2 separate regions of the Homo sapiens genome follow, and region 1 is linked to region 2. A link is a contact called in ENCODE POLR2A ChIA-PET data. All regions are on one chromosome and are shown on one strand. Each heading gives the region's core, a stretch centred on a gene start or an enhancer-like site at or near the end of the contact. The rest is flanking DNA. Distances are from core to core; before and after follow the strand shown.

What was found. ChIA-PET counts read pairs that join two places held with the same protein, here RNA polymerase II (POLR2A).
Region 1: POLR2A ChIA-PET joins it to region 2 with 14 read pairs in activated CD4-positive, alpha-beta T cell. The contact joins the promoter of SLC9C2 here to the enhancer-like site in region 2. POLR2A ChIA-PET finds 5 or more read pairs at or near these places in 2 of 52 experiments (activated CD4-positive, alpha-beta T cell and activated T-cell).

Annotation. Positions count from the first base shown.
Region 1 is chr1:173,601,716-173,604,415 of GRCh38, reverse strand. It overlaps SLC9C2 (solute carrier family 9 member C2 (putative)), which reads left to right and starts at 1,344. Exons shown (of 28, transcript NM_178527.4): 1 at 1,344-1,665; 2 at 2,561-2,700. The coding sequence starts at 2,640.
Region 2 is chr1:173,189,092-173,191,791 of GRCh38, reverse strand. The region is part of intron 1 of TNFSF4 (TNF superfamily member 4); the gene reads left to right. Among named protein-coding and RNA genes, the nearest start is that of TNFSF4, 17 kb to the left of the region's middle. Within about 2 kb of position 1,396, at least 27 of the 41 ENCODE cell types and tissues checked have a DNase peak (open chromatin) inside an H3K27ac peak, as active enhancers do.

The DNA of each region.
Region 1 (2,700 bases), core at 95-2,594, 410 kb before region 2:
GTCACAGTCATAGAGCTGTTGATTAGAATTGTGTTTAGTCTGAAGTAGGAATTGAGACTCACTTGCCAGAGGTTTCTTGATACATAGTGAAGGTGTAATCTTACTGCTGTGATGTTCTCCTTGGTGCCCTCAAGAAGATGATGTGCAGCAACCTTGGTGAATGTGGTATAGGAATGAGAGAGTAGAATTTGTCACAAAACAACTCTTCCTTGAAAGTAACCCACCAATTGATGATTATTGTTCATTTGTTTAATATTTATACTGTATTTGTTTTTAGTAATTATATTTGAGGCAAGAAGTATATAAGTTAGGCATCATGGAATTTGGGATGCATTTGTCCTCCCATGAAGAATGGGTAACATTGTTTCTTCAAATTGAGGACTGGAAACCAATGATGGATAGGAGTTAGGAAAATGGGAGTGAGAAACATTGAAAAGGAAGGAGAGGTAGAAAAATAAAATGAAACAGTATGACTGAAAAAGAATTAGAGAGGAGACAAGACTGTGTTGAAGAGGGTTAGGGCTGAGCCAGATGGTGTTGGCATAAGAAATATAGAGTATATATCAAAAATATAGAAGGAGATTCTGTCTACATTAATATCTTTGACTATTTCAGCTATTATGTTGTTTTGGGACAATCAAAGATGGGAGAGACCGAACAGAGTGAGTTCAGGAAAGGTCTTTATTAAAAGGTGATCACCTGGCTCAGTAGGACTAGCGTCCAGGAAAGTCTGAGCCCTGGACAAAGAAAGCAGCCACCTTTTAAGCAGTCAGTGGCCAGGAGCTACGTGATGCAGGAAGCGTACTTACAAGAGCGAGAACAAAGGCAGTTGATCAGTCTTTTACATTTATCTATGCTACGTGTTCCACATCCCTGGGAAACCATGTTTCTGTATTAACCTTGTAACTTTGCAGCTGCGCTAGGGAGGTGAAACAGGAACTCCCTGAGCCTCAAGGAATGTGAAACTAGCAAGTACAGATAAGGCTTGCTGAGCACAGAAGGAAAAACACGCTGTTAGTATTCTTCTCTAACTTAGACTACAGGGGAGCTACACTACACTTAGCTTTTGAAGGGAAAAGTAAAAATTTTTGGTTGTCTTTGATTATACTTGTAAAATTCATGAATTCATTCTACAATGTCAGCAAAAAAAAAAAAAATCAGTTAAAACAGTTGTGGGTACTTACGTAACTTGAGTGTTAAAAAATGAAAGCTTCCCAAGAACTAGATCACTTGGCTTCTTCTGGATTGGGGGTGGGGATAATGTAGGCAGCCAATCAGAACGAAAGCAGGCTGGCAAGAAACCAATGAGAAGTAGGCATGGAAATGGATTTTGGTGTGATATCAGTTGGTAGTACTGTCCCTGGCAAACAGACGCATAACTGTGCATTGTTCTTTGGGATTTTGAGAGCCTTCATCTCAATTTCAACTTTAAAGCAGCTTAATCTTTAAGGAACATATCTCTGATCTGGGTAATTTGTAGAACTTAATTTGAGGGTCATTACATGTGAGGATAGCAGGAGTTGAAGATGCCAAGGACCTGAAGGGCTACTGGAGGGACAGGTGAAGTGATTTGAAGATGTAGCATTTTGAATCTCTTTCTGGCCCATCCTCTGCTTCACACCAGAATCATTGTGACCTGTAGACCTGCAAAACAAAGGACCAAAGGTAAGCCTTAAATATTATTGGAGATACTTGAGGAACCTCTAGGATTTTTAGATTAAGGCTAGCTGCAAGGAAAAATAAAACAGAACAAATCTTTCTCAGGACCACTGCATAGATTTGCACAGGTTACATCCTACACAGAGCACCAGCTGAGGTGAGATACTGGGGCTGAAATCCAGCCTGGTAGTCACATGCCAAGCCATGTGCCTTGTTGACAGGCTTCATTGCTCTGAGGAAGGGGGCCTTTTTCTAATTCACTCAAAGGCATCATATGATCAAACCTTGGTCTTTTCCTTTATTTTCAGGTTATTCACCCTTATCCTCACCCCCAACCTTAACTGGTGTGACTCAACTTTGACTTTGTTTCCCATTTGCCATCTTTTATTGGAAGGGTGCTGAGAGAAGAAAAAGATATATTAGGGCTGGAGTGGTAAAATGGAATTCCAGAATGATTTATACCAACAGAGAAGGGGGAGCATAACATTTATCCATGCTCCTTCCCCCTCAAATAGTTCAGCCCATCAAATATTTTTGGACAGCCTATCTCGTGCCACATGCTATGTGCACAGCCTTAAGGAAAGTTCGGGCCCTGGCCTTTGAGAAACTCACTGTCCAATGGGGAAAGCAAGCACATTACTATATCATTACAATGGTAAGTGCACCTATCAATGCACCCCCTCTCCCATATACATGTAACAGTACAGGGAGTAAACACTAACACTGCTGTTAGTGTTCCTATAAAATGTTCTTGGAGCAAGGGGTAGGACAAGAGGTATTAATGTGTGCCCTGTGACAAGAAGAGACATGTTCAGATCTGAGTGTGGCACAATCTTAGGTAGAAATGGTATGGATGAATTGGATCTTGGTAGGTCTCATGTTCTTTTTGCATGCTATACAGGTTAGCATGCAGAAGTGAAAGTGTCAATAATAACCAAACCACTCCATCAAGTTAGGTCTGGGGAAAAGCAGCAGCAAAAATGAGTTCTTACTTCTGGGCACAAAATGAAAGTAACAGACCTGATTTACTCTGCGGGCAGC
Region 2 (2,700 bases), core at 147-2,646:
ACAGTATTATGTCTTATTTTCACATGTATAAAGGCTAAAGCGAAGAAATGCTATAACTTTTCCAAATTCAAAGAACCAGAGAAGTCACAGTTTGAACTAAATCTGACTCCAAAGTCTATGCTCTTTGTGCCATCCTACCAGGCTGCCTACCCAAGTGCAAGGAGATCAGAACAAATAGTTGGCTGGATCATTAGACACAGAAAGGATATATGTGGCAATAAAGCTTGACAATGAGGTTGGAGCCAGGCTCTTCAGAGCTTTGACTTGGGCACTGTGGGGGTGTCTCTGGGCACTGGGGTAGTCAGCATGAGGTCATCAGGTATGGAGGATGAGGGGGAAGATGGTTGGAAGGCCAACAAATAAGAAGAAGGACCATCTTTTTCTACTTCACAACATTGCCTAAACTTGATGTTAGTAAGAGACTTCTGAGGATATGCAAACTTCTACCCCTATGTGACCTTCAGGAGAAGGAACAGGATACCTGAGTCTGGAGTTCCAGTAGGTCAGCTTCCTCCAGGTTGATCTACTGGAAGTCTAGACTCCAACACGGAGGAAGTCACATGTGCTTTACTCACTCACTGCCTGTCAGCATCATCGTCCCAGAGAATGTCTGTTTGGTCACTGCCACCCTTACTTCATCAGGGCACCTCAAAAAGTTGGAACATTCCTTAAGTTGCAGGATATTTTTGGAGATCTTTGCAAAGTCAGTCAAAATAATCAAATCACAAGGGCTTTTAGATCAGGGAGTGAAAGTAAATTTGGGAATGAGGAAGCTTTATGTTTTTTTCTCTTTTATTAAATTAAACTTAAAGTCACAACTTCTAAAATCTAAATCATGGAAAGCTAGTGCTGAAAGGAATGCCCCTGATCTTCTAGTGACTTTTAAAGATGAGAAACTGCCATCTAAGGAGATTATGAAACTTGCTTAAGTTGGCACAGTGCCTGCCTGCCTGGCATTAGCACTCTGTCACTGCACGCTGAGGCCTGTGCTGTTTGTGCTACTCCACAGAGGGCTTCTTTCTAACTTTAGCACGTGGCAATTCATGCTGGCACTTAGCCCAGAGAGCAGTGGAAACATTTATTTACCCAGGAAACTATGGTCATTGGGTCATTTGCCTTCTGACAGGTTTTCTTCCAGAGCATTGCCCTTAAGCACGAAGGGCACTAATTAGCTATCACACCACGAAGAGTACAGAGAAGGGGGAGAGCTAAAGACTCCTGCTTCTACCCAAGTCAGTGCCTCTCTCCATGTGCTCAGCACATTGAACTCATATTGTTCCTGCAGCCCAGTCCCTGGCAGGGCTCAGAATGACTCTCCATTCTTCCTATGCTGCCTGTTGGTTTTAGCTGGTAAGGCTTGTGATTATACTTGTAATAGAAGTAGGGAATTCCTCGTCTGTGTGGGCAGGTGCCAATGGAATATGCTTGACTGAAGCTACCAGTGTGCCAGGAGAGTGGGAAACAGGAATTCCCCTACCCAGGGCATAAAAACAAATCCGTCTTCACATTTTTGATTAGGACGTCATGCCAAAATAAGCTTGTGGGAAGAGCCGTTGTTCTTGGCAGGCATAATAGGCTTTTATTTTTTTGAGATGGAGTCTCCCTATGTCCCTCAGGATGGAGCGTAGTGGGGCGATCTTGGCCCCCTCCCAGGTTTCAGTGATTCTCCTGCCTCAACCTCCCAAGAAGCTGGGATTACAGGCATGTGCCACCATGCCTGGATAATTTTTTTTTTTTTTTTTTAAGCAGAGATGGGGTTTCACCATGTTGGCCAGGCTGATCTCGAACTCCTGACCTCAGCTGATCTGCCTGCCTCAGCCTCCCAAAGTGCTGGGATTACAGGCATGAGCCACCGTGCCCAGCAGACATTTTTTTCTACTTTCTTTTTTAGTAGATAAGACAAACAAATGGCACAAAACTTTTTAAAAAATTAGACCATGAAAAGTAGAGGTCAATCCTACTCCTGACCTCAGGCTTCCAATTTTTTTCTCCAGGGACAACATTTGCAACTAGTGTCTTGTGTATTCTTTCAGATACATTAATGTATTGTATATTCTTTCAATGCCCACACAGGTGTTATTATTATTATTTAACACAAATGGCAATATATTTTATGTATAATTCTGCACCCCCCCCAACTTTTTTTTACTTAAGAGATCTCGGAGTTGGTTCCATATTGAGCTTATTTGTTCTTTTAACCACAAAAGTACTGTAAAAGTTTTATCTATCAGGTTTCCTGTCTTCACTGTTTTACTTCTCTTTTAGCAATTGAATACTGACTTAATTCAAGTTAGGTTTTTAAAGCTGTTGAAGAGAAAGATCCAATGTTTAAAAAAGCTACACCAAATATATTGAGCTCTGTAGGATTGGGACAGTTTTTATTGCCTTTGTCCCCTGAAAATAGGATGCTTTTACTCCTGCGTTAAAGTGAAAGACCAGACATGCAGGAAGCTTCCAGAACTCCCTCCCAGTGCATTCTGGGAGTCTGTGGCCATGATGGATTGATTGAACCAGCATTCTCCATGAGGGAATCTCTATGACTGAATAGGTTTCTTAACAATATGACTATAGTGCTACGTTATCCAAAATGGGAAATTGGGGCACAGTGAGACAAAACAGTATACCAAAGAAGAGTTTGGCAGAAATGCGGACAGATCTCAGACGCTTGCATGAAGGAGCACAATAGTCCTAATTTATCTT